7 separate regions of the Mus musculus genome follow, and regions 1, 2, 3, 4, 6 and 7 are each linked to region 5. The links are chromatin loops, found by intact Hi-C in ENCODE. Cell type or tissue: left cerebral cortex. All regions are shown on one strand. Region 1 has its middle 26 kb from the start of Cspg4b. Region 2 overlaps Cspg4b (chondroitin sulfate proteoglycan 4B). Region 3 has its middle 14 kb from the start of Gm41071. Region 4 holds the start of Gpx8 (glutathione peroxidase 8 (putative)). Region 5 holds the start of Snx18 (sorting nexin 18). Region 6 overlaps Gm41071 (a long non-coding RNA gene). Region 7 overlaps 4921509O07Rik (RIKEN cDNA 4921509O07 gene).

Region 1 (4,000 bases), 350 kb after region 5:
GTTTTTTTGCCAAGATGAGGTTTTGAGAATTAACCAAAATTAACCAATCAGATGAGAAACAAGTTAACCAATCAGATGAGAGACAAGTTAACCAATCAGATGTAGGCATGCAAATGAGGTGGTAAGCACAACCCATGCATAACCAATCCAGGTGTGAGACACGCCTCTCCTAGGCCTATATAAGCAGCACCAGTTCTGGGCTTAGGGTCTCTTCGCCTCTGCAATCAAGCTCTCCCAATAAACGTGTACAGAAGGATCCTGTTGCAGCGTCGTTCTTGCTGGCGAGTCAGGGCACGCGCAAGATATGTGTATATAGTGTGTGAAGTCCTTAAAGACCCTGGAGCTGATACCCTTGTGCAACTGTGTTTTGAATAAAGCCAGCACAGTGTTAAACATAAGGACAGGCAGTGCTGATCATGGGTTTCTGACTGTTTCTGGGTGGCTTTTAGTTTTATTTTTTTCTGACTGCTGTAACCTACGTTTTTTTTTTTTTTTTAAGTAGATTGCCTTGAATAGATTGAAGTGTTGTTAATAATGATTAAAGATTAGAGACAAGGAATTATCCATGGAGATTTAGATTGCCATTTAGAATCCAACGTAGTCAGTTATATGTCCATGAATTAATGAGGTATGCATCACTACTAGAATGAATACTGAAATAATGTTATACATGGTAGTCATGAAGTGTCTACGGGTTGTGGTGTGGGTATACTTTATGGTGTGTATTTAAGGTCCGTGAGCTGATGCTTTTGTTGAGCTTATTTTGATCCGCAGTGGGGGGACTCGAGGTACACACCTAGCTGCTTTCACTTTTTCCTTCTGTTTCTGTGGTAACACATACTACCGTAATCTCTGTTATATAAACATCTTTAATCAATTTGACACACAGACAACATGGCACTGACTGTTGCTAAAATAGAAACAAACCATGATATTGTTCACTCATGGTTAGCACCCATCTTCCTTTCAATGGAGACTAATTGGAAGTCGACCTTGCAACTTTGTCTCCAAACTGCCAAACTCCCTCACAACAAAAGACATTTCAATGCTGGGCCAGACCCTGGTGGCACACACCTCTAATTCCATCTGCCATCAGTGGATCTCTGTGTTCCAGGAGAGGCTGGCCCCATAGAACAAGCTCCAGGGCAACCAGAGCTACACTGAGAAACAGTGTGTGTGTGTGTGTGTGTGTGTGTGTGTGTGTGTGTGTGTGTGTGTGTTGTGGGTGGGAGACTTTCAAAAGTATGCACGTTTCTCCAGACACGTGTACAGTGTTTAATTCACTTAGTGGCTCTCTGGGATAAATACTATTAGTAGCTCTGTCTTCAGATTCTGCGGGCCCTGCAGTTCTTACACTACAGACTCACTTTCTTACACAATATTCTCTTCCAGGCCAGTTCCTCATTTTAAATGCACACATCCATCAACACAGTGGTTGATGTCAAATTCCAAATGACCACAACCCCTAGTGTAAAGTCAATTTACAAAACACCTTGCTTCCTGTGGTCTGAACTCTTGGAGGAAGACTCTGAAAGACACAGAGAGCACATAGTGAGTGCCAACAGGATGTAACCCCATATCATATATGACAGCCCTAATCAGACCCCCTGTATCTGGGAAATTGTGGAGACTTGTGTCTTTTTACAGCTTTGCTCATTGGCTCTTGGCTAAACAAGAGTCTTGAGAAAAGAGATGTTTGAGCCTTATAACAGCGAATAACTAATACACAAGTCTGAAATACAATATGCAAATGATTGTCGGTTAAGGGTAATTTTTCCTCCCCAGAATATAATTAGCAATTGGAGATTATTTACTGTCATGTCTGCTGGCTTTTCGTGGTCAAAAATATTGATAAATACTCTGCACTGTGCAAGATAGAGATTTCATGTCACAAGAATGATATCTGGTCGGAGATATTAGGATATTTTTTCCTGCAGGAACCCTGATACTCTGTATAGACAGTGAACTCTATCTACTTCTGGGATTCCAGATGGGGAATACTGAGTAGGCCCGCCCTCTAGTGGACAACGTGAATAGTGCAGCTGAGTATTGTCTTTGCAAGAGTTATTAAGTATGTCTTACCCTTTCCGGGTGCTGTCCTTCTCTCCCCACCCCCACCCCCGACCCTCAAACACACATTTAGACATTTACTAAAGCATGAAGCATAGGCCCTCCATGCTGTCTGCTATATCAGCGTGGCTACCTGTACAGGTCTAGCCAGCACAGCGGCAACTTCCTTGTTCTCCTTAGAGTAGCAATGAGAGTAGCCACACCCCGTAGCTGCTCCATCTTACCACTGACTTCATTCCCAGTCCACTGGAGAACGGAGGTCTGCTGGATGGTTTTCCATCAACTTGCGCTGCCTCAGAGAGTTGATGTTCAAAGTCAGCCTTGAGAAAGAACAGCTCACGTGCCTCTTCATTCCACCAGTAACTCCATCATTGGCACTGCAGTCTAAATCAAGGCATTCAGCATCGTTTACCACCCACATACGCAAAAGCCATTGTTCCTTCCTAAGACCACACGTGTTGCAGAAAGACCAAGGCCTGCACATGCTGATTCAAATTATTACCCATTTTCTCTAGCGTCCTCTCTTTGCCTACGTGTTAATTCAACTGGGAATGTTTATTCTAGATTAGCCTAGCCCTTCACATGAGAAACCATCCAATCAGGTTTGTCCATGCTTCAGCCTTTGGGCTGCCTGCATCCCGCAATAGCTGTGAATATGTCCCAACACATCTGTAGATGATATCATATCAAAAGTTTAGATGCCTCTACTAACATCAGCGTTTGAATCTAAGCTACTTTCTCATGGCAGCGAGGAGGAAGAAACATCTCAAGCTCTCCAGAAACTAAAAGCTAAAGTTGAAGAATTCACAGAGCCATCTTAAAGAATAATATACCATTGGGGCTGGAGATGTCGCTTGATAATAGGGAGGATGCTTAGCCAGCAAACAAAATGCTGGTAATGATGGCGGCGGTGGTGGTGGCGGTGGTGGTGGTGGTGGTGGTGGTGGTGGTGGTGGTGGTGGTGGTGGCGGCGGCAGCGGCGGCGGAGGTGATGGTGGTGAGAGACCTAACCGATGATGTGCTTGTTTCAAAATAATTTCTCCAGTTTCTAGGAATCAGGACTTTAAAGGCTGGAAGTACTGCTCAGCAGTTAAGAGCACTAACTGTTCTTGCAGGGTTGCTGAGCCGGGTTCCCAGCATCCACGTCAAGTGGACCACAAACATCGGTTAACTCTTGATCCAGGGGCATCCGGTGCCTCTGGCTTCCGGCTGGCACCCATACACAAACACATCCACGTACACACAATCAGAAATAATCATTCTAAAAAGGAAAAGACTGGTTTCCCAAGGAACCGCCGAACGATGCTGGATCTTGAAACAAGCTGTGCCACTTGGGGGCGCCATTTGTTTGATGAAAATCTGGTACCTTAAAGTGTCATCTTTGACCGAGTCCCATGCCCAGTGCATGCTATGAAATAAAACCGAATTTAGAGCTCACTTCTAAGAAAAGAAACAGAAATGGCGGTTTAGTCTGTGTTCTAGTGGGGTTAGGCAAAATTCAGTTGACAAGCTCTCAATTTCCTTGTACAAAGCTGGCTTTATCCAGTCAAATGAAATAGAAGGCTGTTGTGTTACAAAAGAGGCTCTGTATATTTGGACAGAAGAGACAACAAGAGCAAATTGCATAACAGGCATCTTCTCACTTACAGGCATCTTCTCACTTACCTAAGCCCTTTGGGTTCTGTAGGGCTACGCCTTCTGCTTATTTGGCTGTTTAAGCTCTTCTAAAAACAAAACAAAGCAAAACAAAACAAAACAAAACAAAACAACCTGATTGTGACCTTAGCCTCTTGAACAAGCATTGTTTGTCCAACAAAGTTTCAACATCTGGCCAGAAATAGCCAAAGAGTCTAGGGAGACTTGAAATCCCCAAATATTTTTGAGGGCTCTGCAGAGGGATGCTCAGACACAGCTCTTTTAATTTGCTGGA
Region 2 (4,000 bases), 280 kb after region 5:
ATACATAAAATTTATATACACATGCATAAATACACACACACACACACACACCAGAACTTATACATACAAATCTGTGTTCAACTCTATAAGGCTACTGTGGTGGTTTCAATAAAAATGGCCCCATAGACTCATCTGTTTGAATGCTTGATCCCTAGTTGGTGGAACTATTTGGGAAGGATTAGGAGGTGGAGCCTTGGACTCAAAAACTTGCAGTTAAGCATTTTCTTTTGTTAGATTCCTTGGTCATGGTTTCTCTTCACAGCAATACGAACGCAACTAAGGCAATTCACTATCTTGAAGAATAACTCATGCCAATAAAAACAGCACTGCTAAAAATTCAAATTCTTGAGTTCAAATTATTTTTGTGCAAAAACATTGGATTTTGGTTTTGTCCAATGATAACCAGGGTTCAAGTCACTGTGTTCATATTTCCTAGCAATATAACCTTGTCCACATCTCTTAATCTCTCTGGGTTCTAATTTCTTCATCAGTAAAAAGGAATAATGGGGATATTATCTATGTTGTACTTAGCACAACCTCACCTGACATACAGCAAGTCTTTAGTAAATACTAGCTTTGGGTAGCCCATTTTCTTCACAAGATTTGGCTCTGAGGATAAGACCATATCTGGCTGTTGTGTTATGGTACTATGTGGCAAGCTAGGTTCTTCTGTGTGTGTATCACCAAAGATACACACTCAGCCCAAATGTAACTTCCAAAAATATTAGATTTACTTTATTTGTATGTATGCATGTCTATGCATACACATATGTGTGCAGGTGCCCTGGGGAGCCAGCAGAGGGAATCTGATCCCCTGAAGCTAGAGTTATAGGTAGTCTTGAACTCTGCAATGTGGATGCTGGAAGGCAAACTGCAGCCTGCAAGAGCCGAAAGTGTCCTAATCAGTAGGCCATCTTCTCAAGCCATTGAGTGTATTGTTCTTTAACACTACTCTACTTTAACACTATACTAAAGCCAGCCCAGTTCCATTAACATCATGAAGGCTATTTCCTATCACACACTGCATATATTGCTTTACTTCACATTACCCATCATGGGAGGGGGCATTTACCTGTTAACAACTTAATTTCTGACTGTTTCTCTCTCAGTCTAAGGACAATAGCTTTTCAGTGTCTACTGGAAATACAAAATTAACAGTGTGCTCAGATTACAAGGACGTAGGCTTAATTTAACTTGTGGAAAAGCCACGGTTTCTATAAAATATATACGTGGGCCTGTTTAACAGTACCATGACTGCCAGTTTCAGGCTTTACATTTTTAAATCATTCCCTGTAGCTTATTTTTATTTCTTCAGGAATGAAAATTAACTTGAGAATGTGCTGTCATTTTCCTTCCTGTAACTTGTAGACCCTGATTATTTTTTCCCAATCAGGAGCTTAGAAGAGTTATTTTTCCACTGTAGTTCCTCTAAGGCCAAACACTGCTTTCCCCTGTCACCTCTGGAATATACCACCTTCTAAAACAAATGGGGAACCTGTCACTAGCTCAATTAGCAGTCCCATTGCTTCAAGGGAAGCTCTAGTTTAGAGCCCAGCATTGGGTCACAGTAACTTCAGATATGTGGAGAGAGGGACAGCAATGAGCTCAACCTTGAAGCCAGATTTGAAAGTTATGTAAGGTTCAATAAGCAAGTGTCTGAGGACAAACCACACTTGCCCTGAGGACAAGCCACACTTGCCCTGAGGACAAGCCGCACTTGCCCCTGGGGGTAGTACACGAAAATTCACCTCTGCTTGTTAGAGGAAGAGAGGCTGACCTCCTGAGTTACCAACTGTGTCTACCCAATGTCATCATAGTTGTGCTATCAACATTTAAAGACTCTGGCCTTTGGATCAGGTTTCAGGGGAGTTGTATAGAGTACTCTGATGAGCTGCCCTGCTGTGTGGCATTCTGGAAGGCCACTGACTTTTACAGCCTCCACGCTTCCACTGCACCTGGTTTGCAAAGCTCCTTCTAGTTATTCTAAATAATTGCCAAAAACAAATAAGTGTGTGTGGGGGGTGTATCTCCAAGGGACAGTCCTTGATTTGCACACACTGGGTCCTGGGTTCAATCCCCAGCACCATACAAAGCCAAGCCAAGCCTATCTTTAAAGTAAAAACAAGGCAAAGCATTATAGTATTATATTACAGGTCTTTTTTGAAAAATGGGAAAATGAAGCCCCCTCGTGGCCAGAATTTTATGTGGCCTGTGTAAAACACCACTTAAACTCAAAAGCACTCTTAAGAATGGATTTGAAATGTAAGTGAAGAAAATATCTAATAAAGTAATTTTAAAAATCGAACGACAACAACAAAAAAAGAAGGATGGATTTCAGAGCAGAATACAAAGGAGTCACTAGGGATAGCATAACTCTGAATCTGCTTTGTCAGAGCACAAATAAATGACCCCATTCATGGCCCCCAATTCCCTTAGAGATGGGCCCGCCCGCCAGCCCTGCAGTTTAAGGATGTGTCTTGTTCCTGCAGGAGAAAGGCCTCACTTGAAACCCTACACCAGAGAAGGCAATGCTTAGACTCTGCTCTGAATCCCCAACCAGAGTCCACCATGCCACCAGGATCAATTCCCACCTCTCCCACGCTCTTCTCCAAAGCAGACTGGGGTGGACACCCTTGCTATCTACAGGCCCTGGCAAGACTGGGAGGAAGAAAGCCATATAAGGTCACCTGAAAGCTTTAATAAAATGCAGATTGGAGAGAACATGAAATCTGGGTCAGGAAAAGGTACCTGCTACCAACCTGAGGGTCTGAGTGTGCCCCTGGGACCTGCATAGTCGAAGGGGAAACCAACTCTTTGCAAGTTGTCTTCTGACATCAATACTTGTGTATGGTGTGTGTGTGTGTGTGTGTGTGTGTGTGTGTGGTCCCTTTACCGTATATCCCAAATAAATCAATGTGATTTTAAAAACCCATAAATCTGAAGGCCTTGTGGAAGTCACATTTTGCCTCTGTCCCAGATTCTCTCTCTGCTTAATGTTGTTATTTGGGCTAGTCATATCTACTGCCCATATCACACATCCCACCACTAGTCTCTCCAGCCCAGACCATGCTCATTATAGAAGTAGCTTACCTCCAAGCCACACCCCAGCCCTTTACTTCACCCCTACCCTTAACTCTGTGGGAAGCTCATACTTCCTCCAGGTTCTTGGGTTCCTATACTGTAACTGTGCAGGAGAAAGCAGTAGTGCTTCATTGTGATCACAAGTTCACACCTTAACTCTGCTATATCCCCGAGGCTCTGTCTGTCTGTCAGCCAGTCTGTCTCTCTTGCAATCTTAGCCAAGAGTCTCCTGTGCTATAGTTTTCCCCTTTTTTCAAATAAAAACGATACCCTACAGAGTTGTTGAAGGCTTGTGTCACAGGCTGAGCCCAATACCAGGCACAGAATAAACATTTCAGCAGTATTAGCTACCGTGTGACCAGAAAGTGGTCATTATCTTCATCAACCAATTGCTCTGAAATAAAGAGAAGAAATGCTGCTGTCAGAAATGATCCCTACATTTGAGAGGAACTACCCACACATCTGCTACTAGACAGTGTGCTCAGTTAGCCGTGGCTTTAACTAAGTGCATATGCTGTCCACATTCACATCCAGAAAAATGGACAGACCTGATAATCCTTTAATATTATTGGGAGTTGATTCATGACACTCCCTGCAGTGTGGTCAATGCGCTTAGCTGTTCCATGCTAATTTGCCATCATTGCCAGCCACTCTGGTGGGAAAGGGAGAAATAGCTTGAAAACAAAGATAACTGGGGGCAGAAACTAATAGCATATCTTGGATCCTGTGAACTGCCTAGAGCAGACTTTCTAAGAGACGAAGGCTAATTCCTGGCTGCTGCTTGGCTCTTTTTCTATTTGAAATTAAGTTGAGATTGATAATAGATATTATCATTGTGCTTCAAAATTTCAATGCACAAGACTACATTGTTCGAAGACCTTTAGGCAATCTCTCTCTCTCTCTCTCTCTCTCTCTCTCT
Region 3 (4,000 bases), 210 kb after region 5:
ATGCCACACCTTCTAATAGTGCCACTCCCTGGGCTGAGTACCCATGGATACTAAAGGGCAATGGTCTGGATGCTGGAGATGCCAACAGATGAAGGAACTACTGGAAGTTCAATGGGTAACAGTAATGCAAAGGACATCTCAGAGGACAACTAGGTCTTACCAAGGAGAGTTATTCTAGTTTGACAATATCCCATGGATGATCTCATGGATCCCATGAGAGAAAAGACAGCCTCCTTTTCATTTAAATCACAGCAGAAAGCAGATGGTCCACCTATGGTGGGAACTTAAGGTACATATAATAAATGAATTACTGTCCCAGGCAAGGGCCAAGTCTAGGGAATCCACTAGTAACAGTGAAGCCACGAACCAGCCACAGCAACTCATCCCTCCCCCAGATACAGGGACCCTCAAGCCTACTCCACTTGACCCCCTGACCTCATTCACATCCTGACTCTTCTTTTCTCTCAAAACTGTTAAACTTTTGAAATCTTAGCCTGTTGTAAGATGTTTAAACCAGTCTTTTCTTTACCCTTATTTTATCGAGAGATTGAAATCTGCCAGCCTAGCTCCAGTCACAGCAGAGTTGAAACAGACCTCTGCCTTGGAGCATGGTAACAGTGTCTAGCCTTCCATCAAGAGCTTTTACTTCCTTGAGTAAAACAAGATAATGTGAAATGATCACACAACAGTCACCCGAAACTGCTTTGACATACTGAGATCCAAGAGCTCTTGGTAGAAATGAGCAGAATTCCTGTCCATTGGGAACCAAACCTAGCCCATGGGTTGCAAGGTTTTACCTTGTGTAGTAGCCAAGGGCAAGTCAATCCAAGTCTAGACTGATGAATGTAGGGTAATTCCAAGATCTGTGATCACTGAAACCAAGCCTTCTGGCCTTCTTGGAAATTTCCTCACTACGTATGGTTTGAACTCTCATTTTTGACAAAAGACTTACTTTCTCTGGATCTCAATTTCATTTATTTTTCACTTGTTCAAGAAATTATTTTTTATACATAGTGGGGCAACAGTGGCCCAAAGAATCAAGCAAGGTGGCACAGGTCTATTATCCCATTTAGGAGATTGAGGCAGGAGGATTATAAAGTCAGACTAGGCTTCATAGTGGGAGCCTGAAAATAAAATAAAGAGAAACGAAACCAAAAATGGCCCAAAGTAAGATTAGACCCAAACACTGGAGTTGTGTCAAGATGACTTATCCGACGTCATAAGTCACTTCTGAATCTAATTATTGATAAGTAACCCATTGAGTGGACTGGACTGGTCCAGTTCTGTGCAATGCAGGGTTCCCTGGGACATTACCTTGCTCTATCACAAAACTGCAAATGACATGGAAATAATAGTTGGGGGGGGGGGCTTGTTCTTATCTGATCACAGCAGTCCTTTGAGGCTTTGGACTTAGCTCCCTGCCAGGAACACTCTCCGTCCTCTCCCTCATTCGCTCACTGGTCAAGTCTACTTCAAAAGCTCCCTTCCAAGTAAAGCAAAGGTCACAACACCACTGACCAGAAGCAATCTGAAGAGTCACTCGACTCGCTCTGTGTTAGCAGGGTGATGTATCCCTCCAGGAGGAGGCGGTGGGTACCACGTCAGTTTCCATGGAAGTGTTAACAGACTTCCTAAAGGATGCAGTTTCCCAGCAGGACACCCGAAGCCGACTGCAGAATGAAAGCGTGCCGCATGCAGTTCCATCTGCTTCACATTATGTTTGCCAGGAGACAAATGTACAGCCCTCCGACTCCAAAAATATGTGTCGGTCTTAGCCAAAAATACATTTGTTCTTGGATTCATAAAAAATTCAGGCCATGTGAAATATGTGAGGAGCATGCACTCTCATGAAAAATACTGACTGAAAAGAAAAAAAGAACTCCTTAAAAGCTTTCATTGAGAAGCAGCAAGGTTGGCGCAGCTCTGGGCATAGGAAGAGAAGCAGAATGGGAAATAAGAAAGCTTTGCCCTTGGTGGGGAAATATTATATGGACCACCTCCTAGCATCCCAGAAAGGCCATGAGCAGCCATAGGTCAGGGTCTCCCCACTTCTGCGTGGGGTTACTTAAAAAGCCAGAGGCAAGGCCTATCAACTCTGAACTCTTGGTTTTGGTATCTGTGGGGTTTTTCAACATATCTGTGTTCAAGAGCCAGTTTTATTTTTCTTTTTCTCCAGTTCACAATGGGCCAAAGCTCTTATAAAATTATAATAAGAATGGATTACTAAAAACAAAGGAAATACAAATAATATAGAACATGAGCCTCTATTTTGAAATCACATCAGATTCAACACACATAAAGTTATGTTTGCCAATTGTAGCCAGAGGCCATTTTGAGAGTGTGACCATCAGGACTGGAACCAAAGCAGCATAGGCATCCCTGTTCCCTCTCCCAGCACAAGATGACACTTTGGGGCTGCCTATTCTGTGTGGTCTGGGTCCCACCATGTCCCTGAATCAAGAAGAGGAGGCCCCTGTAGAGGAACTGTCCAGGAGACACAAAATACAGAGGAGAAAGACTTTCCAGGAGAGTCTCAAAGGTAAGGAGAGGACAAAGGCCTAGCTCCAACTTCTCCATGACAAGACTCAAAGGCCAAAAGTACTTTGACTGAGGGCACAGCAGTCTCACGAGTGCCAAGATGAACAGCAGCTGCTATATGCAGGACCGACAAGAAGTTGGTGACTGGTAACCCCATGCATGCCTTCCCACAGCGTGTGCCCTAGAGAATATCCTCACTCAACAGCAGCAAGCTCTCAGGTAACCTGGCTCTCTCTTCACTCATTAGATTCTCTGTATCATGGGCAAGCATGGACTAAGCATCTTGCCGGACCTCAGTTTACTAGCCCAGAAAAACAATGCATCTTCTGGGGGGTTGCTGAGAAGATGAGGTGGGTTGAGAGGAACTCTGAGTTCATTTCTTTAGTTAGCTTGAGATTCCCACAATCCCATTGGGTCCAGCAAGGCACCTAGACATAGAAAAGTATAAATTGAATAAACCATGTAGAAGGTGGACACGGGTCCCAAGTTTGTACTTGAGAAGACTAAGCCAACGTTACAGGACTCATTGCTAAGGACTAACAAGAACAGCAGAATATGTAAAGAACTGACTGGGAATCCGGATGTCAATAGAGGGGGAAAGTAGGTAACATACAGATACTATGCTAACAAGCTGAGAGGATGTGCCAGAGCCCTGATGGGACAGTGGAGCTATTCTAGAGTCCAAAGCGAGACACTTGTGTCCTCCATGGCCTGCAAGTCACAATGCTGAGTATGTAATCCTGAGTCTTCTTTAGCAAGCTCTAAACTCAAGGATCTACCTTTGCCATATCCAGGCAACATACGTCATTGTTGTTGTGTCAATGAGCACAGTGGTCATTTATTAGATTCGTATTTTTTAGTACAACTGATTTAATCTACATTTAAAATTTTTCCCATCATGTCTATGAGATGGCTCACAAGATCAAGACGATAGCTGCCAATCCTGATGCCCTGGGTTCAATCCCTGGACTACACGTGAGCAGCGGACTGACTTGTCGCTTCCTTATGTGTGATGTGGCACATCCTCTAACTCCCAAACACACAATTTAAAAGTACGTAAATGTAACAAAGCAGTTGTTTGTTTCGAGGCAGGATTTCTTTGTGTAGCCCTGGCTGCCCTGGAACTTACTCTCTAGACCAGGCTGGCCTCGAACTCACAGAGATCCACCAGCCTCTGCCTCCCCGGTGTTGGTATTAAAGACCCAGCAACAAACAATTTTTAATGAAAAAATGTTTTAAAACATCTCTTGCACTTAAGGCCTGGTAGCTACTTAGCTTTTAGGCTGTATCTCCCAGTGCATGTATGGATCGGTGACCTCTCATCTGCAGAGTTAATATGTGTAACAGGTAGGAGTTCACACTTGAAGCTGATTTCCAAAGAAGAAGGGCAAAGCCCTTTGCCCTTCGCCTCGCAGAGAAAGAGACTTAGGGTTAGAGAACCCTGCCAGGCCCAAGACAGCAA
Region 4 (4,000 bases), 570 kb after region 5:
GGAGGCTATGAAAATTCTTAGTCCAGAGGTCTTGGGTGGACTAGGTGAAGGTAATGTAAGAGGTTCAAGGGTCCCAGCCCAATGGAGAGTGAGGCCAGAGTGGCTGAGTAACAAAAGAGTAACAAAGGACATGGTGGAAGGCGGGTCCTTTGAACAGGAGGTGGTGGTGGTGGTAGTGGGAAAGGGGGAGGAGGAGGAGGAAGAGGAAGAGGTGGTGGTGATAGTGGTGGTGGTGATGGAAGAGGAGGAGGAGGAAGAGGTGGTGGTGATGGTGGTGGGGGTGGAGGAGGAGGAAGAGGTGGTGGTGATGGTGGTAGTGGAAATGGTAGTGGTTAGTTGGTTGCTTTCTAATTTTTTGTTTTTCTTGTTTTTATTTTTGAGACCGGCTCTCTGTGTGTAACCCTGACTGGAGACAGAACCATGATCCCCCTACCTCAGCTGCCACAGTGCTGGGATTACCAGTACACACTACCATTGAATCCTCTTACCTAACTTCAAGCCTAAACTACCTTTGCTCAACTACACCCAACCCCACACACAACAGAAGCTGGGGACAGGTGCTCAAAAGCACCAGGAGCAAGAGAAAGCCAGCGTCTAGACCTCCTAGAAATGTGCAGTGCCACCAAGTGGATGTCATGTTAGTCCAGAATTTCCTGTGTGGTAAACAGGGCAAATCCTAAGGAGGCTGGGGATATGCAGCCCTCAGCTGCCTCCAGTGTCCACCCCCAGTAACTATGCTCTTCAGAGCAAAGGCCCTGGGTAGTGAGCTATAGCCAAAGAGAAAAGAGATGAAAGATACAGCAGCTAATGAGTGTGTCCGCACAGATGTGGGTTTGCGGATTTCATTTGGGGCTTGTGCTTGAATTCTGCTATTTAAATATTTGAATTCTGCTGCAAGGGTTGTGCTTTAATACAGAGCCCAGGATTTTTTCATCTACAGTTTGGAATCCATGAGTCATTTTCATAGGTCAGAACCATGCTGTCTCAGAAGTGCAATGGTCAGGACTACAGAGTGGGTAAAGAACCATTTCATGAAATTTATCAGTGGGATATATGTGCGTGTGTATGCATGTGGGCATATCTATAGTGTGTATTGTATATATGTGTATGTATATGTATGTGTATGTATATGTATATGAGGGGCTATGTGTGTGAGGGTGCATATGTGGGGGGAATGTGTGTATATATGTGTATGTATGGGGATATGTGTATATGGGTGTATCTGGGTGTGTGCCTATGTATATGTGTGTATACCTGTGTGTATGTGCCTATGTCTGTGCCTGTGTGTTCATATGTATACCTGTGTGTATCTGCATATGTGTGCCTGTGTGTGGATGTCTGTGTGTGTGTATCTGTGTATGTGAGTTGTGTGCCTGTGAATGTGTGCCTCTGTGTGTGTGAGTGTGTGTGTGTGTGTGTGTGTGTGTGCATGTTATGTTGTAAACTATCTCACCAGTGACAAAGACAAAATTGAAGAAGACAATAGCTGCTATGGTTTCTAATAGAGAATGGGTGTTATGCCTTTATGGCTTTCTATTTTTGCTGTCTTCTCCTGGCATCTGGTTGCCTTCACTAGATGACGTCAGAATAAATAGGATGATCTTTTCCAGCCTTCGTTGCTCTATTATAAATATTCTCTATATTCATATAGTACGTCAATAAATACATAAAACCTTTAAGTTCTTTGTGGTCACACGTCATATTAACAGACCACATTAATCTACACTCTAAGCCATTTCTGGGTGTTATTCAGTCCTCCACAGCCAATCTATTGCTCAGTGAACACACGGGATGCTGAGCAGCCCGATGACCACTCATTTCCAAGTTACAAGAGCACCACCTTCTGGTAAAACGTTTTCGTAGAAGGGGGCGTCTTAAGGATCTACTAAAACGATAGAATTCTTCTATCAAAAAAAAAAAAAAAGTTAAAGTGCAGCCACGTTAACAATTTTTTTTTTTTTTTGATTTTCTGACTTCGTTTGATTCTTCTGGGAAGGGTCCTCCTGCTCTTCAGCAGCCGAAGGGTCTGTAACCCCTTCCGGCTCTCCTTAAGCTCGGCGGGTTTCAAGTTTCAGCCCCGCCTTGCATTCCAGCCTGCTGAGACTCCCAGGATCGTCCAAAATGGAGCCTTTCGCTGCCTACCCATTAAAATGTTCCGGGCCCAAAGCAAAGATATTTGCAGTTTTGCTCTCTATGGTTCTGTGCACCGTGATGCTTTTTCTCCTTCAGTTAAAATTCCTGAAGCCGAGAACCAACAGCTTCTACTCCTTTGAAGTAAAGGATGCCAAAGGAAGGACCGTGTCTCTGGAAAAGTTCAAAGGCAAAGTAAGTCTTCCGGCTTTTATTTCTGTTGTTCCTTGGCCCTGACACTTATTCTCAGCATAGAGTGGGGTTCGGCACAGCCATAAGTTGGAATGTAGTCTTCAAAGTAATATCGTTAGTGGTCCTTTTAGTTATCAGAATTCTAAGAGCTTTAAACTTCCACTCCACAAAGCAACTGTTTTTCTCGAAAGCTGTCTTCTCTTTTGTGAGGAAACGATGCTGTATTATCTAGGAGATGCTTTGAGACCCGCTACTAAGAGTGTTCTTTACATAACCTAACTAAAACTTTGTCACAGTCTTCGACCATTCATTTGGGTTATGGTTTTCAATAAAGTTGGATCTGTCTAAAAATATGGAATCTATCAGACTTCGTAGTCTGCCAAAATGGCTTAGGATTTTAGCTGTATGAAGATTTTTTTTTTAATCTTTTGCTTCTCTTTCCGGTGGGTCTTTTTTTTTTCTTTTTTTCTTTTTCCGGGAGGCTTCCCTGGTTGTAAACGTGGCTAGTGACTGCCGCTTCACAGACAAGAGTTACCAGACTCTCAGGGAGCTACACAAGGAGTTCGGGCCCTATCACTTCAACGTCCTGGCTTTTCCGTGCAATCAGTTTGGAGAATCGGAGCCCAAGTCCAGCAAGGAGGTAGAATCTTTTGCGAGACAGAACTACGGAGTCACATTCCCCATCTTCCACAAGATTAAGATTTTAGGGCCGGAAGCAGAACCTGCGTTTAGATTTATTGTTGGTAAATATCTACTCTGCCTCAATGTTGTTCATTCTTCTCATTTCATACATTACATATGAATGATATAGAGAAAGATAAATAGATACTTTTAGGGCTAGAGCTCATATTTCGTTTATTTTACTGGGAAGTTTTCATAAAACTGTCAAGGATCCAGAACCTCGCCCTTTGCCACTTTCTAACTCGATGTTCTGACTTCTGGGATGGTAAAGAATTCTACTTTGATATGTTTTTACTCCTGTGACCATCATGGTGAAGGCCTAATGTGAAGCGTGGCCATGCCTGCTTTCCCAGATACTTCAACTCTCCAGTAATCTAACTGCCCTTTGGGGCAGTCTCCCTGCCTTGTACTAATGCTGCACACTTCAGGGATACCTGATGGCAGCACATCATTAACTGAGTATGTCTTTATGCTTACTTTTATGGTGGCCTCTTTATCTGAGTCATTATCCTCAAGGTTGACCTGTCAGTTTGCCAGGGTTTTGCAGAGATCCAAAGCAAAATAACTTATTTTCAAAACCCAGTCATGTGAGGGTTCCTCTATAATTAAAGTAGCCACGGGAATCTATTTCCACGGCCATCTATTTAAAGCAAGCTAAAGCACTTGTAAGACAATGAACAGGAACCCTGTGGCTTTTATTTCTGGGGTATACAGAAAAGGTAGGACAGGAACTCTTTCTTGAGCAAAGCATCCAAGTAAAATCTAACAAGAACTCTGTCAAACACTATAGCTCTACAGCTCTACAGCTCTTACTGGGAGCGGGGGGGGGGGGGGGGGGGGAAGGGGGGGAGCTTGTGGAACCTAACTCACCTCATATAACCAAAAATGCGACAAACAGTATGTGAGATCTCACTGACCGTAGACAGGAGAGTAAGAACCTAGAGGTAAAGTCTAGATTCCGGAAGAAGGTATCAACTCTGCCTCCACCACTGACCAG
Region 5 (4,000 bases):
CTCCACCTCCGAAGGACTGGGATTAAAGGCATGCGCCATTATGCCTGACTCCAAAATTCACTTAACAAGTTTTTACAAACTTAAGTAACTCAAACAACAGCTGGAAGTCAAACACTCTGAACACAGCCTAAAGATGATTTGACACATACATGTTGAGGAAGGGCGGCAAGAAACTATTCTCTCTCTCTCTTATTATTATGCTTCTATAAGAGCAGAGAACTTTATATTCACACTAAAAACATTGCTGCTCATAATACACAGTTGTCTTAAATCACAGCTGGGGACCCTTGGGCACTATTCAAGGGCATGTCTGATGGTCTGCATCCTGCAAGGTGAGCTTATTGTGTGTCTGAAACCAAGGCTGCAGTGACGTTGGGCTCGTGATATGGCTGAGCATTGGCCAGAATCACCTCAGACTCATTATGTATTTGATGCTGAATTAAATATTTGTTCGCTGCCTGTTCCGGGAAAATGTTACTGTCACGAGTCATGAGTTTCTCATTCAGCTATGTGGACTCTCTATGGGGTTGTAAGCCACAGTTTAAGCTGTGTTCTAGACAAATCTTTTATAAATGCATTGATATATTTACTTCCATAGGTGAACGATTGCAAGTTATTCATGCTAAAACACATTTTCTCCATATCCAAGACCATCTTAGGGTAGAGTATTTCCTACCATTCTGACCACAGGGCCAAGCACCGTGGCAGTTTTGGTCCCCTCCCTCCCAAAGCCTGATTCCTCAAGAACGCAAGTCTGTAACCTTTCTCTCCGAGGCTGAGCACTCACAGAGCCATGCACACTTAGAACATGCGCACTGGGGGTAGAGAGCATGCGCACTCGGGGTATCACTATTCCCCCCCACACACACACCCCCAACACGCGGAGACCCTTAGCAATCGCTTCTGCAGTTGCACAACCCTTTTGAACAGACTTTCACGTAAACTCATGGAATCATTATACCTGAGATAAGCCTGAAGTTACTGTAACTAACTCTCGAATTTAAAGTTTACTACTGACTAATCCGTTGTGTTTTATCTGGACCATCCGAGGTGAATATCTCATGGATCATACATAATTTAAGCTGTTCAGTTGGTGTTGACTTTATGTTTCCGACTATGGCAAGTTGAATCTCACTGATTGGTCTCCACGACAATCGTCACATTCGGAATTTTGAGCTGAAAGTGCTTGCTGCACTTCAGAAAGAGCTCAGGAGATTGAGTTAAGGCTGTGCAATAGGAGGCCCAGTGCGGGTGCCGAGTGTGGTGTACTTTCGTTAGTGGCTTTGAACAGGATGCTAAGTTAGCTGCCGTGCTTAGGAGAATGGAATCTTCTGGTCTGATTGCTGGATTGCCATAGAAGGGGTCAGAGGGCAGGCGGAAATTCATGACACGTGACTGTAGAACTCCAGTTAGAGGTATCCTCAAAGGATTAGGCTAGACTCAGTAAGCGGAGCGTGAGAAAATAAGCCTTGGGCAAATTACATATTGAAGGAAAAGATTTGAAACAAGGCAACCACGGGATATTGACATACGTCTATTAAACTCTCAGGAAGTGATTTTTGATCTACTTAACATAAATTTATTGAAAAGGAGAGGTTTTGTCAATGACCTAGGAGGAAGTGTAAAGTTGTAAGCCTGTTGCGTACCACACCTATGACAGCTCTAGTTATAACTAGTTCTAGGACCCTTCTTTCTCTCTTAGAAAAGAGGCCAGAGATCGCGTTTCCCCTCATAACAGCCGCAGCCAACAAGTGGACAGTGCTTACCGAGTATATTAGCATTTCACTTCAGTCACCTGTAAGATAAGAAAGCCATTATCACACAATCCACAAACTCTCAGAGATAAGGACAGCGCAAGTGACAGGCTCAAGGTCATACAGCCAGTCAGAGCCAGAACCGAGCCTGGCTCCTGCGCCCTGGGCCCTGAAGCCTGAGCTTTCATTCGCTGCACGTGTGCTAGCACCCAACTCTGCACGTTCACTGGAGACTTCTCAGCTCTCTTTCCCTGCACCACCCTTGCCTCTGGTCAAACAAGGATCTTCCCGAATTCCAGCTTTGTTCCAGGCTCCACTCCTTGTGTACAAGATCAGAGAGTACAGGAAGGAAGGGAACCGCACCTTTAGTGACAAGATGAGGATCTTGTGAGTTACTACACATTAACCCTGGCAAAGACGTACTTATCAGTGCAACAGCTAATCTTCTTTGTGAACGCCTTTATTACAAGCTTGGGTTAAGGTCATTTTAAGAGCATTTACTCTGAGAAGTAACAGCTGGCTATCGTAGATATAAATAATCTATTTAAAAACAACAACAACAAAAACCCCAAAAACAACAAAAAACAAAAAAAGAACAACAACAAAAAAAACCCTACCCCACATTTTCTAACGTACAAATCTAAACAATTTCAGATAATTCACTTCTGAAAGCCTCCCACCCACCACGTGGTCACTCAAGCGCGCGCCTTTTCCGTAGCCGCCACAAGGTGGCAGCGGCGGCCGCAGAGTCGGCGCAGGCACGGCTGCTCGGCCGTCGCTTGCTCTCGTCTGGCACGCGGCTCTCGGCAATGGATTAGCTCTGCTGGGGACGTGGGCGCTCCGGGCCCCGCCCCCGGCCGGCGGCGGCCCCGAGTTGCAGTCGCTGCTGCGAGCCGAGCCGAGCTGCACGGAGGGCGAGAGCGGAGCGGGGAGCGGACCGGTGCGCTGCCCTCCAGGCTTCCCTTCGGCGTTCGGGGGGGGGATCCTGACTGCAGGGGCCCTCGGACCGGCCCGAGCTCGGGGCGCCGGGCTCGGGACCATGGCGCTGCGCGCCCGGGCGCTCTACGACTTTAAGTCCGAGAACCCCGGTGAGATCTCCCTGCGGGAGCACGAGGTGCTGAGCCTGTGCAGCGAGCAGGACATCGAGGGCTGGCTCGAAGGGATCAACAGCCGCGGCGACCGCGGCCTCTTCCCGGCCTCCTACGTGCAGGTGATCCGTGCGCCGGAGCCTGGCCCTCCGGCCGACGGCGGCCCGGGAGCTCCGGCCCGCTACGCCAACGTGCCGCCCGGCGGCTTCGAGCCTCTGCCCGCCGCGCCACCCGCCGCCTTCCCGCCGCTGCTGCAGCCGCAGGCGTCACCCGGTTCCTTCCAGCCGCCGGGCGCCGGCTTTCCCTACGGCGGGGGCGCCCTGCAGCCGTCGCCCCAGCAGCTCTACGGTGGATACCAGGCCAGCCTGGGCAGCGACGATGACTGGGACGACGAGTGGGACGACAGCTCCACGGTGGCCGATGAGCCAGGCGCGCTGGGCAGCGGCGCGTACCCGGACCTCGACGGCTCGTCGTCGGCGGGCGGCGGTGCGGCCGGCCGCTACCGCCTGTCCACCCGCTCGGACCTGTCTCTGGGCTCCCGCGGCGTCTCGGCGCCCCCGGCGCACCAAGCGTCTGGAGCCAAGAGCTCGGCCACGGTGAGCCGCAACCTCAATCGCTTCTCCACCTTCGTCAAGTCGGGCGGGGAGGCCTTCGTGCTGGGAGAGGCGTCAGGCTTCGTGAAGGATGGGGACAAGCTGTGCGTGGTGCTGGGTCCCTACGGCCCCGAGTGGCAGGAGAACCCCTACCCCTTCCAGTGCACCATCGACGACCCCACCAAGCAGACCAAGTTCAAGGGCATGAAGAGCTACATCTCTTACAAGCTGGTGCCCACGCATACCCAGGTGCCCGTGCACAGGCGCTATAAGCACTTCGATTGGCTGTATGCGCGCCTGGCGGAGAAATTCCCAGTCATCTCGGTGCCCCATCTGCCTGAGAAGCAGGCCACCGGGCGCTTCGAAGAGGACTTCATCTCCAAACGCAGGAAGGGTCTGATCTGGTGGATGAACCACATGGCCAGCCACCCGGTGCTGGCGCAGTGCGACGTCTTCCAGCATTTCCTGACCTGCCCCAGCAGCACTGATGAGAAGGCCTGGAAACAGGGTAAGCGGAAGGCTGAGAAGGATGAGATGGTGGGCGCCAACTTCTTCCTCACTCTGA
Region 6 (4,000 bases), 200 kb after region 5:
GAACCTAGAGGTTGGAAATAAAGTATTGAGAATTTACTTGTAAATATTCATGGTCATGAGTCTGGCTCAAGTCCTCTGGCCTCTGCTCCATCATCAATACTGGATCAGCCTCCTCTTGGATGTCCTGTTGTTTCCCTGTGTCATGGAGATCCTGCAGCTTTGGATCCACAGGACCAGCCTCTTCATGCTCTCCAGCAGTTCATAGATGAGGTAGATGTTGCAGTGGACCAACTCAGAGCCCTGGATATTATAAGCCTGCTTGGTTATATTCCCTCACGTGTGCACATGCATCTGCCACACAGAAACACACACCAAATACTACAGAAAAGGGTTGCTTTGGATCTATTTAGACTTCTCAGTATTTCCGTACTATCCAATATACAATAAAGATTGTGCAAAATCAGTTTACATGTGTGCAATAGGACATCATTGGTGTTTATCGTTTCTATGACCGCATTCCTTTGCAAATAATAGAAGAACAAATGCCCTCTGCTCTTTAAGAAGCTAAAGGAAAGTCAAATAAGGTTTTCTAACTTGTAGATAGCATTCGACTATTAAGCACCACTGTCAAGAGTGTCCGTGTGAAGAGACATACCTTACTCTAGAAGTTCAGCAATAAATCGGGCACATCTGTGCTGTGCAAGGAGGCACCTGTGAGCTGCAATCCCAGCTCCGCTCTGTTCGGTTTGATAAAGACCTGAGTATTGATTTACTCAATGGAGTTGCCGCTATTTACCTCCTAAGGTAAACAGTGTTTGTGTGCAATGCAAAGCATTGGCCACTGCTTACTAAGAACCTAATATCCCAGGCACAAGGCTACCCTTGTCCATTGGCTGATGGGGTGGAAGACCAGGGGAAAGACTCCAAATATCACTCAGCTGCCTCTGCTCCAATACATGGCTGGTGCCAAGTCCCCAAATATAATCTTTCCTAAGCTAATTACCCTGGTCTTTCCTTGACTACTGATTCTACTTTCTTGAGTCAGTTTGCTAGAAACCCATCCCAGCAGAGAAACACCACGGGAACTTGTTCTGTTGTGTTCCCACATGCCTGATTCACGCTAGTCTCCCTCTTATTGATGCTTACCAAGTCAGTATGGCTGCCTGCCACGGTCTAATATCTCCCTAGTGGAGACTGTAATCACCCATATTCAAGTCTAGAGCTCCAGCCTGGGCAGGCAGTGTATCAGAGCATAAAGAAAAAAACAAAAATAACAAAAAACCACATCTCTTCTGTGAAGGCCTTGAAAGTGCTGGTTGGAGAAGAAAGAAAAAATAAAAGCAAAAGCCACATTATCTAGGGACACAGTAAATACATACAGCCTGCCCAACTCACCAACTTGGCTTGACCAATTAAAAATTCCTCTTATGTAAATAGTTAATAAAGGATCAATAGATGGATTGTATTTCCATGAATTACAGAGTTTTTATTTAGGGGCACAGTTTTTTCTTTTTCTTTCTTTTTTTTTTAAATTCAAACTTTTATTTATTTTTTCCTCCACATTCAACAATCCCCATCTGTTGCTCAATGTCTGCAGCCACATGCTCCGCTTCCTGTTTATAAACGAGCGCTGTTTTCAGTGAGTCAGCAGATTGTGTTCGGCACAGAAGTGCAGTAAATTGTGTCAAGGCCCAGGAAGTCCAGGGGACTTTTGTGAATGGCCTAAGAATGTTGGGCCTTCCAGTGGAAGGGAACCAGATTTCACAGCAAGTGACTACGCAGTGCGAAAATCAGTCAGCGAGGAGGGTTGGCCGTTTCTCACTTAGTTAAAGGCTGGACCAGTGCCAAAGATACACAAAGCCAGCCACTGTTTGATTAAGGTGTCAAAGACAGATTTTAGTAAGGAGCAATTACTGCAATAGGGAATAAAGTGTTTGTACAGAAACGCTGTGAGGGCTTTCTCCCTGCATTGAGAGGAGTTGAGGCAGCATCTACCAGCTTCTAAGGTCTCAGTAATAAAACAAAGTTTAGTTCCACCTGTTTCCACTAAGGAGACAACAATTTACAGAGTGTGGGAGACAGGTTACTGGCAGGAGTGTAGGTCTCCAACCCCCCAAGCAGCCATGCTAGAATGACATCATTTTGCATGGATGATGGCTTTGAAGGGACATTTCCTATTTCTTAGACATGGCAACTCAGGTCTTCAAGCACACACTTGCTCCTGTGACAAGACATGATCACAACTCCTTTCAGACTTCTATGAGACGGACCCCAGTGTCCTGCTCTGTTATAACAATATACCACAACCTTATTTAGGTTCAAAGGAAGGACAGTTAGTCACCATTTCTTCATAAGGGAGGGGGAAGGGCATGCTGTAGAAGACCTTGTGACGTTGTAGATATCATTGTGGTCTGCATAAGTCACTTGTGCATCACTGTGCCCCAAACCTGAGGAAAGATTAATTTTTGGCTCAAGGTTTCACAGCATAGTCTGAAGTGGAAATTTCTGGTTTCTTTGGAACCTCAGTTATGTCATAGGATGTTTTGCTGGAGCAGATAGGTAAAAAGTTGTTTTGCTGAAGTAAACATGTGAGAGGACACGTGATGTTTAGAAAGAATATAAATATGACCCCACAGACAGTGGGAGGAGATTCTGGCATTGGTTCAGCTTGCATTGCATTGCTTGTTTCTCTCGTCATGACTTCATAGAGAATAACTCGCCAAAGACCATCTCAGGATATTCTGGCAGCTTCTTGCCACTTCGAAGGACTCAGGATGGTTGGTGGAGCCTTGTGGTTTCTTCTGGATCCAACTGCCTTTGCTGATTCATGACTGGTGGTTGCCAAGTGGACTGGACTGCAGCTGCTGACTTGTGTTGGTATTTTACTAGAGGACTGGACTGCTAACAACAAAGACTAGAATAGCCCCAAAGAACTATTTCTAAACAGGTTTACTTTACCCGTTTCTTACTAATCTTTCTTTTCAACTACCTCTGGTGGGTGATGGGCTAGAAGGGAGGTTAGGAACCCTTATTAAAGTAGGTTTTAAAAAGTATACACCAACAACAGTCTGTCATGGGGTGGGTAGGCTCATCTTTGGTAGTGGGAGCATGGAGTAGCATCGTGTTAACATGGTGGCTGATCAGAAGACAGAGAGAGCTAGATAGAAACAAGGCCTAGGCTATACCCTCAAAAAAATCTACCTCTAGTGAACTACATTGCCAGCTCCTAATGGCTACATGACCTCCCCAAAATAGCTTTACAAGCTGGGGAGTAAGCTTGTACATGCTGGGGACAGAAATGGGGTTCTAGTATCTCCTTCAAGAACTCACACTCAGTGACTCGACTTACTTCTATTAGGCACTGCCTAGTAAAGGTTCCACCCAGTAGCACCACAGGCTGAGGACTTGTGGGCCTCTGGAGGGACCTTCAGCACTAGCTTGAAGAGCTGAGATCAGGAGAGACCAAGATGGCTGCTTTTTCTCAGTGGTTCAATACATATTTCCAGTGACTCTATAGAGTAAGTGAAGGTCCTGATGAGAGTTGTAGAGAAGCCAATAATGAAACAGCTTACTTAATGGCATTAACCACTGTGTCCACGTTGCCTTTGAACAGATCAGAAAATGTGTTTTGACCCAAACTGATTGAAAAAGAGATTGTGTCAAAGAATCCATGGGGTCTTATGATGTTAGTTTAATAAAAGGTGTCAATAAATAATGTTACTATACTTCATTGAAGTGGGGAAAGGGATGTATATATACACATATATGCACATATATAAACATACAAATGTAATCATACATATACACACATATATATAATCCATTATACAGCATATGTATGAATATTTGAGTTAATAGGATAATAAATAAAATTAGTATCAAAGAATATCCTTTCACGGAAGCTTCATTTACTTCCGACACACAGAAGTTCTCCATCCTGCCCACACTGAGTGATGCCACATGCTATACTGTGCCCCGGGGCCATCCTCAGATCACTTCACGCTAGATGATGTTGTAAGAGGCCTAGACCCAGGCAGGTTTGCACAGTGAATTCTTCCAG
Region 7 (4,000 bases), 130 kb after region 5:
AGTCATTCTTTCTATGAGCAAGAATGGAACAGCTGTTGTGTGACTTAGGATGTTTTACTTCTGACACATGATAGGTCCACAATGTAAACCTCCTTTCCAAATTCTAGAAAATGAGATTCCAGAGATGTGGCCCTATCTCCATATCTCTGCGCCCATGAAAGTCCACTCTCCACTCTCGCTCATCCTGCTCCATGGTCTTCACTCATGTTCGTCCTGTTGCACGGCTGCCAGGGTTCATAGTGTGGGACTGAGAAAAGTGGAAGCATGGCCCCCGAAGATGCCCACTTCCTGGTCCTTAGAACCTCTAAGTAAATTACATTACCTCACAAGGAATTGCAGGTGCTGTTAGGTAGGGCATCCAGAGCTGAGCAGATGAGCGTGGAACACCCAGGTAAGTTCCCCATACTCACAAGGGTGACTCTAATTATGAGGGGACAGGAGAGCGGGCAGCAGCAGCAGAGACAGGCCTGGAAACCCTCTGTGGCTTTTCACTGGAGAAGGAAGGTCACTGGTTAAGGAGAGCATGCAAGAGCCTCTTAAAGCTGGCAAAGAGAAGGACTTGGCTTCTTCTTGGAGCCTAAGGATGTAGCTTTCCAGTAGCTTCATTGTGGCCCAGTGAGACACACTTAGGACCTTTGACCTGTGACCTTTGCCTTGCATAATTATGAGATTATATATCTGTAAATGTGTAGTCGTATTTTAAGTCACCAAGTCTCTGGCAATCTGTTACAGCAGCAATATGAAGTCAATCCATGAAGTCAGTTATCACCACTTAGCAGAAACTTAATGACTGAGCTAAAGAGTCCTGTTACTCTAGTGCTGTCCTCCTTTTTGCTCTTCAGAGTATTTTCCACCACATAGAAATTATAAACATTAACTCTTGCTAGATAATATAAACATTAATTTATTTTTTACTTTTTATCTTTTTTGGTTTTTCAAGACAAGGTTTCTCTGTGTAGCCCTGGCTGTCCTGGAACTCCCTCTGTAGACCAGGCTGGCCTTGAACTCAGAGACCCACCTGCCTCTGCCTCCCAAGTGCTGGAATTAAAGGCATGCACCACCACGCCAAGCAACATTAATTATTTTTAATTTACATTTATGGTATGTATGTGTGTCTCTCTGTGTGTGCACATGTGCACCATGGTAGATGTGTGGAGGTCAACTTGCAAGGGAGAATTGTCTCTTTCTATTACATATTACATATTACATCCCAAAGATGTAACCCGGGGCTCGTACCCGCTGAGTTATCTTGCTAGCCCAAAGTACACATTTTTAAAGTTTCTTTCACATTAGCATGTGGCCTCCATAGAAAGAGTAGTGCCTCAAGCATTTAGAATTAAGTCTGATACATAGCAGGACTTAGAAGAGGAGAGGGGTGGATGCTGAGGAGGAGAGAGGGGGCGGGGACTAGGAGGAGAAGAGGGAGGGGTAGCTGCAATCGGGATATAAAGGCTGTGTTAATAAAAATACAAAAATAATAATAACGAAAGAGTAACTTCCTCCCTGTGTAGTCATTCTCCCTCCTCCCTCCCCCTCTTCCCAGTGGGAAACTTGCAAAGGAAAGAATTTGGAGCCATCTAGAAATGAGGCATTGTGGTAACACTGCTTCTTCCTTCCAGCACTTACTCTAACACTTACCCAAGGCTGGGGGTGAATCCCACCAAGCTAGCCGTTCCGGAAAACTATCAGATTGTTCATGCTGAGAAGAGGGCAAATCCTAGGATCTGAATCTGTAAATTCCCCATAATTTTGAACCTCACTTTGATGTATTTTCTGGATACTATAATCTTCTCCTGACTGCCTTCAGATTAAGATGTAGAACTCTCAGCTCCTTCAGTACCATGTCTACCTGGATGCTGCCATGCTCCTGCCTCGATGATCATGAACTAAAACCTCTGAACCTGTAAGACAGCCCCAATTAAATGTTGTCCTTTTGTAAGAGTTGCCTTGGCCATGGTGTCTGTTCACAGGAATGAAACCTCAACTAAGACAGACATTTAGCTATGGAGATCATGTCCCAACTTTACAATTACATTTGGCCAGGTGACCAATGAAATGGTGGCCAATGAAATGTGAACAGAATATCTTATGGCAGTTTCTAACCGACTAGCATGTGTGTTCTGTCTTCCATTCTCTTGTCCAGAACTTGGATGGTTCTAGCCATGTAATGCCAGAGTCCCAGTGGGAATCCTGGAGCTATGAGCAGTTGTTGCCACTACAGCCTGGAGCAAAAGAAAAGGCTGTAAGATCAAAGTGTACAGAAGAATTAGAAATAACTAAATTCGAAAACTAGCAGAAATGAGTACAACACATGTATTGTTGTATGCATTACATATATTTATGTAATGGCAATATAGACCAATAAAAATTAAAGCATATAATTGCTACTTACTGTTGGAGTAATGTTTTTGTGCATTGTATAAAGATTATCCTTGTATTATTCAAATGTTGGTTTCTGAACCAGCAGAGACCTGACTGATTTAGGTAACCATCTCCTGCCTTAGTATTTTCTGGACAATATTCTCTGTCACCTTCCGATTGGTTAAAATAAAAAGCCTATGACCTACAGCAATACGCAGAATAGTACGGTGGAACTTCCAGAGAGGGAGAGGGACTCCAGGAAGGAGTCAGGCACGGAAGATTCATCCTGACGGACACGAAGGAATAAGCAGGTTGAGAAGAAAGGAGAGGTAACTAGGAACGAGGGGAACAATGCCTAGCTATAAGGCCAAAAGCTTATAAATAAATACAGTCTTCATGCCTATTCAGGAACTGGGGTGTGCATAAAAATCCCTAACATTTACAACTTACAACAGTGAGACTGTCCTGAAAGGTCCTCGTGAAACCAAATACCCAAGGATAAAGACTAGAAAGAGGCAAAGCCATAATGAGTGATGCTGGAAAGCAGGGTGGTGCTTTTAGGTTGATGTAGGGACCGGAGTGAGGACAAGAGGCAGCTATGTGGTGCTGCTAACTCCATGGGTGTGATCTCTTAGTCAAAGCTCTTTGACCTCTTCCTGTTTTGTGTCTTTTCCTTTAAACTTAAGAATGTATTGGCTTACTCTTAAATGACTTCGATTTGTTTGTTTGTTTGTTACTTAATAAAACCAAGGTTAGATGCTGAAACCTTAGCCATCCCACATAACACTAATGTAAAGATTGGGGCATGAGTGTGTCTGTGTGCCTGGCAACAGGTGCTACAAAACAAAAGTCTTCCTAAATCATCTGTAAAACCAAATATTGTTGTGGCATGGCACCCTAGACCTCGTGTACAGAGTCATATGCAATGAGATCTCTTTATTGTACCCACATTTCTGCCTGATAAGGAAATAAATCTATTTGACAGAATAAAAAATCCCTCATACAAAAAAATATTTGGGGGAGGCGAGGGGGGGGGCAACATTAACCTCAATTCTGAGGGCCCAAGAGAAAAAGGATAGGAGGTTTAAAGAAAGCCTTTTCTGTCCTGAAAGAGATTAAATCGTCACATTCTTTCTCTGTAACCAGAACATTTACTAAGGCAATCCCAGCTGCTTCCAACAAATATGCTAGGTGGCTTTGCCAGAAAGAGGCAGAATAGAGTAATAATGAAAGCAGCTATGATAAAAAAAAAAAAATAACCAGACAAAGCTGTGTTGAAGACAAGAGGGACAGAGACTGGTTCCTACCATAAGATCTATGCATACTCTAAAGACTTACTTCTTCTGAGCGCCCAGAGTAATGCCCAGTGTAGCCCAGAGTAGTTGCCCTGGTAGCCAAGAGCAAAAAGATTTTTCCAAAAGCATTTAAGTGTTTAAGGAAAAGGAGAGAGAGAAAAAAAAAAAAAGGAACAAAACCCGTGCTAAAATTTCTCTAGCAGTTTAAGACAACGTAGGGGGTTAAAATGATTTTTATCGTGGCTCCTTGAAGGCATTTCAACTTGGCTCAAGCAATTGTGTAATGTCCAGGAGGAAGTAATGGGTTTGTGTGACCTGGTTTTCCTTGGCCTCAGACTCTAGGG

The links. Peaks named below come from ENCODE experiments on the same cell type or tissue, not always from the same donor. Only the 100,000 strongest peaks of a DNase experiment are listed, where the experiment ranks them.
Region 1: a loop joins it to region 5, with 4 times the contacts of the local background. A loop is called at or near these places in 19 of 42 quality-filtered maps.
Region 2: it touches region 5 in a loop (9-fold over the local background); 33 of 42 quality-filtered maps call a loop at or near these places.
Region 3: a loop joins it to region 5, with 2.8 times the contacts of the local background. A loop is called at or near these places in 5 of 42 quality-filtered maps.
Region 4: it touches region 5 in a loop (5-fold over the local background); 13 of 42 quality-filtered maps call a loop at or near these places.
Region 6: it touches region 5 in a loop (2.3-fold over the local background); 9 of 42 quality-filtered maps call a loop at or near these places.
Region 7: it touches region 5 in a loop (2.2-fold over the local background); 10 of 42 quality-filtered maps call a loop at or near these places.

What each region holds. Positions count from the first base shown.
Region 1 is chr13:113,264,841-113,268,840 of GRCm38, reverse strand. No RefSeq gene overlaps it. Among named protein-coding and RNA genes, the nearest start is that of Cspg4b, 26 kb to the left of the region's middle. In left cerebral cortex, CTCF peaks have their summits at 2,013 (motif pointing left) and 3,400 (motif pointing right); DNase peaks (open chromatin) are centred at 2,033 and 3,427.
Region 2 is chr13:113,335,550-113,339,549 of GRCm38, reverse strand. All of the region lies in intron 5 of Cspg4b (chondroitin sulfate proteoglycan 4B), which reads right to left. Among named protein-coding and RNA genes, the nearest start is that of Gm41070, 27 kb to the left of the region's middle. In left cerebral cortex, a CTCF peak has its summit at 2,201 (motif pointing left); DNase peaks (open chromatin) are centred at 1,292, 1,465 and 2,179.
Region 3 is chr13:113,407,744-113,411,743 of GRCm38, reverse strand. No RefSeq gene overlaps it. Among named protein-coding and RNA genes, the nearest start is that of Gm41071, 14 kb to the left of the region's middle. In left cerebral cortex, no CTCF peak of the experiment used is centred here; a DNase peak (open chromatin) is centred at 1,722.
Region 4 is chr13:113,044,497-113,048,496 of GRCm38, reverse strand. All of the region lies in intron 2 of Cdc20b (cell division cycle 20B), which reads right to left. Gpx8 (glutathione peroxidase 8 (putative)) reads left to right here and starts at 2,109. Exons shown (of 3, transcript NM_027127.2): 1 at 2,109-2,325; 2 at 2,804-3,065. The coding sequence starts at 2,122. In left cerebral cortex, CTCF peaks have their summits at 638 (motif pointing left) and 1,839 (motif pointing left); DNase peaks (open chromatin) are centred at 569, 1,817 and 2,082; H3K4me3 peaks cover 1,399 bases.
Region 5 is chr13:113,617,189-113,621,188 of GRCm38, reverse strand. It overlaps Snx18 (sorting nexin 18), which reads left to right and starts at 2,625. Exons shown (of 2, transcript NM_130796.4): 1 at 2,625-4,000. The coding sequence starts at 2,794. In left cerebral cortex, a CTCF peak has its summit at 2,473 (motif pointing right); DNase peaks (open chromatin) are centred at 2,544, 3,069, 3,491 and 3,666; H3K4me3 peaks cover 1,472 bases; H3K27ac peaks cover 1,369 bases.
Region 6 is chr13:113,415,953-113,419,952 of GRCm38, reverse strand. It overlaps Gm41071 (a long non-coding RNA gene), which reads left to right. Exons shown (of 3, transcript XR_873978.1): 3 at 1-403. Among named protein-coding and RNA genes, the nearest start is that of Gm41071, 6.0 kb to the left of the region's middle. In left cerebral cortex, no CTCF peak of the experiment used is centred here; a DNase peak (open chromatin) is centred at 1,624.
Region 7 is chr13:113,490,691-113,494,690 of GRCm38, reverse strand. All of the region lies in intron 1 of 4921509O07Rik (RIKEN cDNA 4921509O07 gene), which reads left to right. Among named protein-coding and RNA genes, the nearest start is that of 4921509O07Rik, 10 kb to the left of the region's middle. In left cerebral cortex, no CTCF peak of the experiment used is centred here; no DNase peak of the experiment used is centred here.